Regions from separate parts of the Homo sapiens genome. Here region 2 is linked to region 1. The links are chromatin contacts, found by Hi-C or POLR2A ChIA-PET in ENCODE. All regions are on one chromosome and are shown on one strand. The core of a region is the stretch at or near the end of the contact, and the rest is flanking DNA. Distances in the headings are between cores, read along the strand shown.

Region 1 (6,107 bases), core at 3,325-5,824:
GGCGTCCACTACCACGCCCAGCTAATTTTGTTTTTATATTTTCAGTAGAGACGGGGTTTCTCCGTGTTAGCCAGGATGGTCTTGATCTCCTGACCTTGTGATCCGTCCGCCTCAGCCTCCCAAACTGCTGGGATTACAGGCGTGAGCCACCGCGCCCCCCCCCACCACCTTATTGCTTTTTCTTAACTCTGCCCACACCTTTGTAAATCGTCCCATCATTAGTTACCCCACTTGAGTATACCATTGCTTTCCCACCAGGAATCTGAGCGATACAGTCATCTTCATCTGTAAAAAGAGAAGATTCACAGGTAGAGCCTGATGCTTAGAACATCGGCCTGGCGGTGCAGGGTGGCTCACACCTGTAATCCCAGCACATTGGGAGGCCAAGATGAGCAGATCACTTGAGGTCAGGAGTTCCAGACCAGCCTGGCCAACATGGCGAAACCCCATCTCTACTGAAAATACAAAAATTAGCCAGAGATGGTGTCAGGCACCTGTAATCCCAGCTACTTGGGAGGCTGAGGGAAGAGAGTTGCTTGAACCCAGGAGGCAGAGGTTGCAGTGAGCCGACATCATGCCACTGCACTCCAGCCAGGGCAACAGCAAAACTCCCTCTAAAAAAAAAAAAAAAAAAAAAAAAAAGAACATTGGCTGTAGGGAACTAATGGCCTGACTTCCAATCCTGGTTTCACATCTTACCTGCTCTGTGACCTTGGACAGCTCTGTTCATTTTATTCATTCACTTATTCATTCATTCATTCCCAAGAGCACCAGGAATAGTGGATATAGCAGCGGACAGGCAGACAAGTCAAATGTCCATCCACTGACAAATGAATCCACAAAAGGGTGTCTGTCCATAAAAGGGAATATTATTCATCCTTAAAAAGTAATGAAGCACTGACCCATGCTTCAACATGGATGAGCCTTTAAAACATTACACTAAGTGAAATAAGCCAAATGCAAAAGGACACCTTTTTTTTTTTTTTTTTTTTTGAGATGGAGTCTCACTCTGTCGCCAGGCTGGAGTGTAGTGGCGCAATCTCAGCTCACTGCAACCTCCACCTCCCGGGTTCAAGTGATTCTCCTCCCTCAGCCTCCTGAGTAGCTAGGACTACAGGCGTGCATCTCCACACCCAGCTAATTTCTGTATTTTTAGTAGAAACGGGGCTTCACCATGTTGGCCAGGATGGTCTCAATCTCTTGACCTCGTGATCTGCCCTCCTCGGCCTCCCAAAGTGCTGGAATTACAGGCGTGAGCCACCATGCCTGACCAGGATACTTCTTTTATGACTCTATTTATAGGAAATGTCCAGAATAGGCAAATCACTTCAGTGTTGCTCTTGCTACCACTCTAAGACATCTATTTTCTTGTCTTTCTTTTGCTTGTTTGTTTGTGACGGAGTCTCATTCTGTCGCCCAGGCTGGAGTGCAGTGGCATGATCTCAGCTTACTGCCATCTCTGCCTCCTGGGTTCAAGAGATTCTCCTACCCCAGCCTCCCAAGCAGCTGAGATTACAGGCACACACCAGCATGCCCGGATAATTTTTGTGTTTTTAGTAGAGACAATGTTTCACCATGTTGGCCAGGCTGGTCTCAAACTCCTGGCCTCAAACGATCCGCCCACCTCGGCCTACCAAAGTGCTGGGATTACAGGTGTGAGCCACTGCGCCTGGCCTATTTGTTTTTCTGCTGAGCTCTTGCACTGATCCCTCACGCTCTCCCCTCTCTACTCCTTCAGCCCTTGTCCTCTATTTCACCATTGCCACCTCCACCACTCCATGGATTCTGTTCTCAATGAGGTTACCAAAGACTTCTCAGTAGCCAGACTTTGTTGATATATTTTAGTCCTTATTTTACTTTATCTCTTGGATGCATTCAACACCACTGACCACTTTCTGCTTCTTGGAGCAGTTTTTTCCCTTGGTTTCCATGACTCTCCTGGGTCCCATGTTCTCCTGGTTTCTCATTTGTACCTCTATGACTCTTTATCTTATCTTTCTTTTTTAAAAATAATTTAATTTATTTATTTTAGAGACTGGGTCTTGCTCTGTCACCCAGGCTGGAGCGCAGTGGCATGATCATAGTTCACTGCCGCCTCAAACTTCTGGGCTCCAGCGATCCTTCTGCCACAGCCTCCTGAATAGCTGGGACCACAGGCACATGCCACCAAGCCTGGCCATTTTTTTTTAATTTTGTAGAGATAGGGTATTGCTATGTTACCCAGGCTGGTCTCAAACTCCTGGCCTCAAGTGATCCTCCTGCCTCAGCCTCCCAAAGTACTGGGATTACAGGCATGAGCCACTGCGTCCGACCTTTGTCTTAACTTTCTCTGGCTCTCTTCTCCCTGTAAATTTCAGTTCCAACAAATTGTCTCTCAGCACTTTTTATGTTCCTATCTGGATAGGACAGGTTATGCTCAAATAAGAAAGCTCTCTCAGAGTCTCATGGCTTATAACAGTGATGATTTAATTCTCACCCACACTACATGTCCATCATGGATCTCCCAGAAGGCTCTACTCTCTGTAGTCACTCAGAGATCAAGGCTAACGGAACAGCCACTGTCTTGAACTCTTTAATGAGAACTATGGAGAGTCTCACAGTAGCAATTAAATGTTCTGACCTCGTGATGGAAAGAATATAAAGTTACCAAAAAAAAAAAAAAAAAAAAAAAGCTCTGACCTAGAAATGCACTCACTTCTACTCATTACTCATTGGTCAAAACTAATCACTTAGTCCTACCCAACCACTAGGGAACCAGGAAATGCAGTTCCCGCATATATCCCCCATGTATCCAGAAACTGCAGAAGCAGAAATATTTGGTGAACAGCGCTAATGACTATTGCATCTTCTCCCTGGGAAATTTCATCCACACACATTGTTTTAAGAATAATCAAATGCTAAATGCGAAGCAGGTGGGAGGAGGGGGTATATATGTATATTATATGTTTAATTATGCATGGAATATAACTGGAAACAGGATCTACTATATAATTTGCAAGGCCCAGTGCAAAATGAAAATGTGAAGTCCGTTATTTAAAAGTTAAACATTTCAAAATGGTGACAGCAAAGCATTAAACAAATTCAGATTCCTTCTAAGTGTGGGTCCCTATATGACTGCACAGGTCCCATGCCCATGAAGCTAGCACATCTGGAAGGCTATACAAGGTGGTCTCTGGGAAGCGAGCTGAGGCTGGGGGAATTAGTCGGTGTTTGACGATTTATTTATCACCCTGCTTGTATCTGAATTTTTTCTACCATATGCGTTCATTACTTTTTTTTTTTTTGAGACAGTTTCACTCTTGTTGCCCAGGCTGGAGTGCCATGGCGCGATCTAGGCTCACCGCAACCTCTGCCTCCCGGGTTCAAGCGATTCTCCTGCCTCAGACTCCCGAGTAGTTGGGATTACAGGCATGCGCCACCATGCCCGGCTAATTTTTTGTATTTTTAGTAGAGACAGGGTTTCTCCATGTTGGTCAGGCTGGTCTCAAACTCCCGACCTCAGGTAAGCCACTGCACCCGGCCTGCGTTCATTACTTTTTAAATCACTGAACGCTAAATCTGTATCTCCAGACCATATCTGAATTCTGTGCATAGTCTATGAATCTATGAACCTATATAACCCACAGACACTTCAAGTCACATCTTCAAAATGAAACGCTTTCCCACAAAACAGTGCAAGTAAGGACTAATGAGAGGAGAGAGTGGAGACAGGCATGGACTATTTCTTCTATAGTCTTGGCTAGGAGGAAAAAGAGGTAAGAGGCCGGGTGCTGTGGCTCATGCCTGTAATCCCAGCACTTTGGGAGGCCGAGGCGAGTGGATCACCTGAGATCAGGAGTTCAAGAACAGCCTGGCCAACATGGCAAAACCTGTCTCTACTAAAAATACAAAAATTAGCTGGGTGTGATGGCGCCCGCCTGTAACCCCAGCTACTCGGAAGGGTGATAGAAGAATCACTTGAACCTAGGAGGTGAAAGTTGCACTGAGCCGAGATCGCGCCACTGCACTCCAGCCTGGGTGACAGAGCGAGACTCCGTCTAAAAAAATAAAGAAAGAGAGGTAAGAATGGTCTTTAATGGAGTCATGGGAAAATGTGTGTGTGTTGCAAGGATGTAGAGAAGATGGAACCATTTGAGCCATTCAAAGATTTTGATAGACTAAGTGGGATGTTGAGAATGGTGGTCTCTGTTTCTTTGTGAAGTAGGAAGCCACGTGTGAAGAAATGGGGATTGGGGATTGAATGGTGGATTTCTTAGTCATGTGTGTGTATGTGTTTACAATTTACAGAAAATCAGGTGACATTCTTCAGCAGAAAAGGGAGGTTTTTCTGAGGAAACACTTATCTCACAGAGCTCAAGTGCAGGAAATGTGGCCCAACCTCATGAGAACCTATTAATAGAATCAGAAACTAAACTGTCCTGAGCTGAAGTTGCTCTTTCAGTTTGAAACTGCGTGGGCCCGCCTCTGTTTGTCTCTCTGTGCGCCCATTGTGAGTCTCTGTAAACAATGGATTCCTCTGTTTCTCCCAGGGCACGTGGTCCAACACTGCCTTCAAGGTTAGGTGTCCACAGTTCGAGTGCAAGCCCAGATCCACTATCCAGTTCCGGAATTCAAGGGGAATGATTGGCCTAGTTATTTATCCCTAGTCCAATCAGCTATGGCTGTGGGCGGGGCCACAAACAAACATGGCGTCAAGCGCTGACGTCCATGAAGGGAGAAGACAGGGAGAAAGGAGGAAGAAGAAAAGGAAGGAGCGAGAGAGAGAGAGAGAGAAAGAAGAGAGAGAGCTCTCAGAGAATAGAGGCTAGGGGACTGCTGATTAAATACCCCAATTCCCTCAGGTGGGACAGCACTGAGGCAGGTCTAGGCAGTCTCCAGGGGACCCTAGTGGGACAGAGCCCAGATGCCCACAGCGATGACCTGCCCTTCCTTTTTTAATTCCACCCCCCTCCGCTCCCACCCCCGAGATGGAGTCTCGCTCTGTTGCCCCGGTTGCAGTGCAGCGGCGCCACATCGGCTCACTGCAACCTTCCCCTCTCGGGTTCAAACGATTCTTCTGCCTCAGCCTCCCCGAGTAGGTGGGGATTACAGGCGCCCTCCACCACGCCCGGCTAATTTTTGTATTTTTAGTAGAGACAAGGTTTCACTATGTTGGCCAGGCTGGTCACGAACTCCTGACCTCAAGTGATCCAACCACCTCAGCCTCCCAAAGTGCTGGAATTACAGGCGTGAGCCACCATGCCTGGTCGTGACCTGCTCTTTAGTGCTTCCTGTGTCGATTGCCTTCCCTTCCCTGCCTCCCTTCCCCATGCCTCTTCCTGGGTCACCTCCCAACAAACTACATTCACCTGAACCTCGTCCAGCCGTTATGTGCTGGTGTTAAGGAGTCTGTCTGGAATTTTCCCTGAGAGCAATAAGTGGGTTTATAAACAAGGGTGTGGCATGATCTCATTTGCAACTCAGAGCACTCTGGCTGCACCCTGGAAAATGGGCAGAAAGGGCAAGAGTGGAGACAGGGTCCTGCCCAGGGAAAGGGTACAGTGACATGGAGGGGGACTGAAGACAGCTCCTTAAAGGACACCAACATCAAGGAGACTAAGCTGAGGCACTAGGGAGGAGAGGAAGACCAGGAGACAGTGAGTATCCAGAGGCCACGGGATGAACACTTCACAAGTAAGCCGGTGGCCAAGGAGATATTAAGAGCGATGGTAAAGCTGTGAAATTAAAGCCGCTCTAGTAAGGGACCTGACAGATAAATTACTGGAACAGAATGGAGTCAAGTATTAAACACGAAGATAGGTGGAACCCGGGTGTGGTGGCTCACACCTGTAATCCCAGCACTTTGGGCAGCCAAAGCAGCAGGATTGCTTGAGCCCAGGAGTTCAAGATCATCCTGGGCAACAGAGGGAGGCCCTGTCTCTACAAGATATAAAAATAAATCAGCCAGTGGTGGTGCACGCCTGTGGTCTCAACCACTCGGGAGGCTGAGGTGGGAGGATCGCTTGAGCCCGGAAGGTCAAGGCTGCAGTGAGCCATGTTCATGCCACTGCACTCCAGCCTGGGCAACAGAGTGAGACTCTGTATGCAAAAAAAAAAAAAAAAAAAAA
Region 2 (5,338 bases), core at 1,438-3,937, 100 kb before region 1:
TTAGCCAGGATGGTTTTGATCTCCTGACCTCGTGATCTGCCCACCTCGGCCTCCCAAAGTGCTGGGATTACGGGCGTGAGCCACCGCGCCTGGCGTTTTCTTTTCTTTTTTTTTTTTTTTGAGATGGAGTCTCCCTGTCGCCCAGGCAGGAGTGCAGTGGCACGATCTCGGCTCACTGTAACCTTTGCCTCCTAGGTTCAAGTGGTTCTCCTGCCTCAGCCTCCTGAGTAGCTGGGTTTACAGGCATGTACCACCATGCCCGGTTAATTTTTGTAGTTTTAGTAGAGACAGGGTTTCACCATGTTGGTCAGGCTGGTCTCAAACTCCTGATGTCAGGTGATCCGCCTGCCTCGGCCTGCCAAAGTGCTGGGATTACAGGCTTGAGCTACTGCACCTGGCTGACAATGTTACAGCTTTAAGATATGTATGACAATTTCAACTTTTTGTTTGTTTCTTGAGACAGGGTCTTACTCTGCCACATCTTTAACATTTCTGTTGTTTTTCTTTCATTCCTAAAGTTCCAAGATTCCCTCTGGCATCATTTCCCTTCCACCCAAAGAACTTTCTCTAGCATTTCTGTTAAAGTAAAGAATAATTCTTTTTTTTCCTGTTAGAATGTCCTTATTTTGCCTTCATTCCAAAGTTATTTTCATTGGATATAGAGTTCTGGGTTCACAGCTCTTTTCTTTTAGCACTTTAAAAGTATTGTTTCTACCATCACAAAGAAGATGAGAAAAAATAATAATAATAAAAAAGGAGCAGTGGCTCATGCCTGTAATCGGGAGGCCCAGGTGGGTGGATTACTTGAGCTCAGGAATTCAAGACCAGCCTGGGCAACATGGTGAAACCCCATCTCTACAAAAAATACAAAAGTTATCTGGGCACAGTGGCACACACCTGTAGTCCCAGCTACTGTGGATGCTGAGGTGGGAGGATCACTTGAGCTCAAGAGGTTGAGGTTTCAGTGAGTCGAGATCACGCCACTGCACTCCAGCCTAGGCGATGGAGTGAGACCCTGTCTCAAAATAATAATAATAATAAAAGTATTATTCTGGCTGGGTGAGGTGGCTCATGCCTGCAGTCCCAGCCCTTTGGGAAGCCGAGGTGGGCGGATCACGAGGTCGGGAGTTCGAGACCAACCTGGCCAACATGGTGAAACCCCATCTCTACTAAATATGCAAAAATTAGCCGGGCATGGTGGCAGGCACGTGTAATCCCAGCTACTCAGGAGGCTGAGGCAAGAGAATCGCTTGAACCTGGGAGGCGGAGGTTTCAGTGAGCCAAGATTGCACCACTGCACTCCAGCCTGGGCAACAGAGAGATACTCCATCTCAAACAAACAAAGTATTATTTCATTTCCTTCTCATCTCTATGGTTTCTGATAAGAAATCCACAATCATTCAAATCACTGTTTTTCTATATATGTTATGTGTCACTTTTTCCTGGCTGCTTTCAAGATGTTTTCTTCAACTTTAGTTTTCAACAGTTTGATTTTGATGTGTCTCAACTGTGGATTTGAGTTTATCTTCTTTGGAATTTTCTAAGTTTCTTGAATCTGTAAGTTTATGTCTTTCACCAAATTTAGAGGTTTTTTTTTTTTTTTTTTTTTTTTGAGACGGAGTTTCGCTCTGTTGCCCAGGTTGGAGTGCAGTGGCTCAATCTGGACTCACTGCAACCTCTACCTCCCAGGTTCAAGTGATTCTTGTGCCTCAGCTACCTGAGTAGCTGGGATTACAGGTGCGCACCAACATGCCCGGCTACTTTTTGTATCTTTAGTAGAGATGGGGTTTCACCATGTTGGCCAGGCTGGTCTCAAACTCCCAACCTCAAATGATCTGCCCGCCTCAGCCTCCCAAAGTGCTGGGATTACAGGTGTGAGCCATTGAGCCTGTCCCAAATTTAGAGGGTTTTTTTGGCCAATATTTCTTCAAATACGTTTTCTGCACACACCACTCTTTCTCATCTCTTATTGGGAATCCAACGACATAAATGTCAGACATTTTAGTATTTTCCCACAGGTCCCTGAGACTCTGTTCAGTCTTTTCTTCCTACTCTTTTTTCCTCTCTGTTGCTTAAACCAGATAATTTCTAGTGATCTGTTTTCAATTCATTGACTTTCTTTGTCATCTCTATTCTTCTATTAAGCCCATCCAGTAAGTTTTAAATTTTTAGTGTTTGTATTTTTCAGTTCTAATATTCCTATTTGGTTCTCTTCTGTATCTTCTATTTCTCTGATGGGACTTTCTATATTCCTGTTTGTTTCAAGAATGTTTGCTTTTACTTCTTATAGCATGGTCTTACTAGCTGCTTTAAAATCTTTGTCTGATAACGCCAACATTTGTGTCATCTTGGGGTTGGCATCTGTTGGCTGCCTTCCCTGGCAAGTACATGAGAATTACTCAGATGTCAAGTCATTATGGATGATATCCTAGACACTGTGAATGTTTTGTTATGAGACTCTGGGCCTTCTTTAAACTTTATGCAAAAATGTTCATATTTTTGTCTTAGCAGGCAACTGACCAGGTGAGGTTCTGCCTCCTGGGCAGATGGTGAGAGAATAGAGAGAAAAAGACAAGCAATCAGGATCCCCCCTCATCCCCTTGCTCAGAGATTTAGGAACCTGTGCTGCCACTGCTGCTGCTGCTATTGCAGCCACAGGCTTGCCTAGGGGCTGGATGGGAGAGATCAGAAAAAGGAAGGAGGAGGAGGAAAAAACCCCAGGGGAATCCCCTTCCTCTCTGTCCTGTAGAAGTCCCATTTCCTGCTCTTTAACCAGAAAAAGGCTTTTTTTTTTTTTTTTTTTTTGAGATGGAGTCTCATTCTGTCACCCAGGCTGGAGTGCAGTGGCGCAATCTTGGCTCACTGCAACCTCTGCCTCCTGGGTTCAAGCAATTCTGCCTCAGCCTCCCGAGTAGCTGGGACTATAGGCGCCTGCCACCATGCCCAGCTAATTTTTTTGTATTTTTAGTAGAGACAGGGTTTCACCATGTTGGCCAGGATGATCTGGATCTCCTGACCTCATGATCCGCCCACCTCAGCCTCCCAAAGTGCTGGGATTACAGGCGTGAGCCACCGCACCCCGCAGAAAAAGGCTTTTTTGCACTCATTATGTACCTCCAGGTTTCAGGCTGTCATTGAAGTCCTATCAGAAGTAAGACAAACAGGACACTCACCACCAGCTGATGACACTTTTGAGTTCCCTAATCTACCAACCAGGATTTACTTTTCAGAGTCTTTAGCTAGCTACTCCAAGCATTTGGTCCAGGTCTGTTAGTTCTATTTTGCAGGAGACACGGTGGGGTGTGCTTACTCCATCTCACCCAGAACTGAAACTATACCAGAGGCTCTTAACTCTATCATACAACCAGGATGGAGAATCACTGCATACATGTATGTGAATGTTGTACATCAGGGGTTGGCCAATATTTTCTTTAAAGGGCCAAATAGTAAATATTTTAGGCTTTGTGGCCATCTGGCCTGTTGCAACGACTTAACCTATTCAACTCTGCTGTTGTTATGTGAAAGCAGCCATACACAAGGTATAAATAATTGGGCGCGGCTTTCTTGCAATAAAACTTTATTCATTTATTTTTTAGAGAGTTGGGGGTCTTGCTTTGTCACTGCACCCAGGCTGGAGTGCAGTGGCACAATCATAGCTCACTGCCACCCTGAATTCCTGGGCTCAAGTCCCAGTCTCCCAAGTACGTGGGACTACAGGCGCACACCACCATGCCTGGCTGATTTTTTAAAAAACTTTTTTGTGGAGACGGAGTCTCACCCCTCTTGCCCAGGCTACTTTCGAATTCCTAGGTGCAAGCAGTCTTTCTGCCTCGGCCTCCCAAAGTGCTAGGATTACAGACATGACCCGTTGCACCCGGCAGAAGCTTTATTTATTTATTTATTTATTTTTATTTATTTATTTTGAGACAGAGTCTGACTCTGTCACCTAGGCTGAAGTGCAGTGGCACGATACAAAACTTTGTTTAATAAAACAAGTAACTGGCTAGATTTGGGCTACAAACCATGGTTTGCTGACCCCTGTTCCCTATCACAAATAGCCAAGTTGGCTTTGGCAAAGTTTACTTCTGGACTTTTTTTCCATTCCTTAAGAAGAATTTTTCAAATAACTACAAAGGTTATTGCTTTGCTCCTACATTCCTAGTCCCACCATGTTCAAGAACTGTGGTACCCATTCAATTTTGCTTTGATTATTCAGTCTGATTCTTGAAATAGTCATTTCTCTAGAGCTATTAAAAATGAAAAATCTAAGGAGTTTTGTCCAACTTTATATCTTTTACATGTAACTGACAATTCTGTAGTTATCCTTTCAAATTAAAAGCCATATGTATAGCTTTCTCAGTGATATGTTACAGCAGAGGAGGTAATAACAAATAGTGTCCCAACTTGTTTTTCTAGAACCTTCCCAACTGGAGATGTGAAACGGTCATTCTCCATCCACTCACCTGGTTTCCTGCCACAGAGATAGAAGGCTAGTCTGTCCGTTAGCTCATACTGTATTTCCACGAGGCGCTCTGCCAGCTCATGGTGCCCTCCTTGCCTACCAAGAGAAAACAAAGTACCATTTATATTGCTCACTATTCACTGACTTTAAAATGGAGTACAAAGACGTCTCCTGAGACACCTGAGCAGTTTATCACACAAGACTTTTGAGAATCATCAACCTTCTTGTGGTAGGTAGATTTCTGAAGTCTACTTTGCATCCCACTTTTATAAACTGTTTTCACCATCTGAACTATCGCCTTTCCTTTATTAAGGCCAAAATAGAATATTTAATAAGAAATTCAAAGACTTATGAGAGGGAAGGATACAGAATGACTTAATTTAATGAGGTAAAAAAATGAAATTAATCAATGGTTTACGGTAGAAGTTCTCAAAAATTAACTAGCGCATTTCTAGAAATATACCATGTGCAGGCCCCACCCTTGGAAATTCTGAATCAATGGGGACAGGATGGGGCCAGGGGCCAATATGTTGAAGAAGGTCCTTCCCCTAGGTGATGCTGATGCAGCCAGTCTGACTCTGGATAAGAGTCTAGTAACCACTTCAAAGGCTTCAAATCAGTGAGAGACACGCCAACCTAACGCACAGCTCACGCCTGCAGCTACTTCTGCCTCCTTATCTTCAATTTGCACAACAGAAAATATTAAGTTTACCTTTCAACATCCATGAAATAAATACTTAGGCTGCTTAGAATCCTTTCAGCAACAAGGATACAAATTATATTGAGATTATTATATGCAAGGTACAAGTGCGAAAATTCCAAGGTAAGTGATAATAAGTATCATTTACCCAGGGCTCTCGTCCAAGATCAAGTATA

Evidence for each region. Hi-C counts contacts between places; a loop is a spot of excess contacts on that map. ChIA-PET counts read pairs that join two places held with the same protein, here RNA polymerase II (POLR2A). Pooled maps may share reads with other maps.
Region 2: a pooled map shows a loop between it and region 1 (7-fold over the local background). The contact joins two enhancer-like sites. A Hi-C loop is called at or near these places in 2 of 37 single-sample maps with no recorded cell type and 9 of 50 pooled maps. POLR2A ChIA-PET finds 5 or more read pairs at or near these places in 1 of 52 experiments (activated T-cell).

What each region holds. Positions count from the first base shown.
Region 1 is chr12:110,075,302-110,081,408 of GRCh38, forward strand. No RefSeq gene overlaps it. Among named protein-coding and RNA genes, the nearest start is that of C12orf76, 30 kb to the left of the region's middle. RefSeq lists a cis regulatory region at 4,124-4,954 and enhancers at 4,216-4,295, 4,436-4,565. Within about 2 kb of position 4,575, at least 19 of the 41 ENCODE cell types and tissues checked have a DNase peak (open chromatin) inside an H3K27ac peak, as active enhancers do.
Region 2 is chr12:109,976,489-109,981,826 of GRCh38, forward strand. GIT2 (GIT ArfGAP 2) reads right to left here. Exons shown (of 20, transcript NM_057169.5): 7 at 4,464-4,558. It overlaps LOC124903013 (a long non-coding RNA gene), which reads left to right. Exons shown (of 3, transcript XR_007063456.1): 2 at 4,417-4,691. Among named protein-coding and RNA genes, the nearest start is that of GIT2, 17 kb to the right of the region's middle. Within about 2 kb of position 2,688, at least 2 of the 41 ENCODE cell types and tissues checked have a DNase peak (open chromatin) inside an H3K27ac peak, as active enhancers do.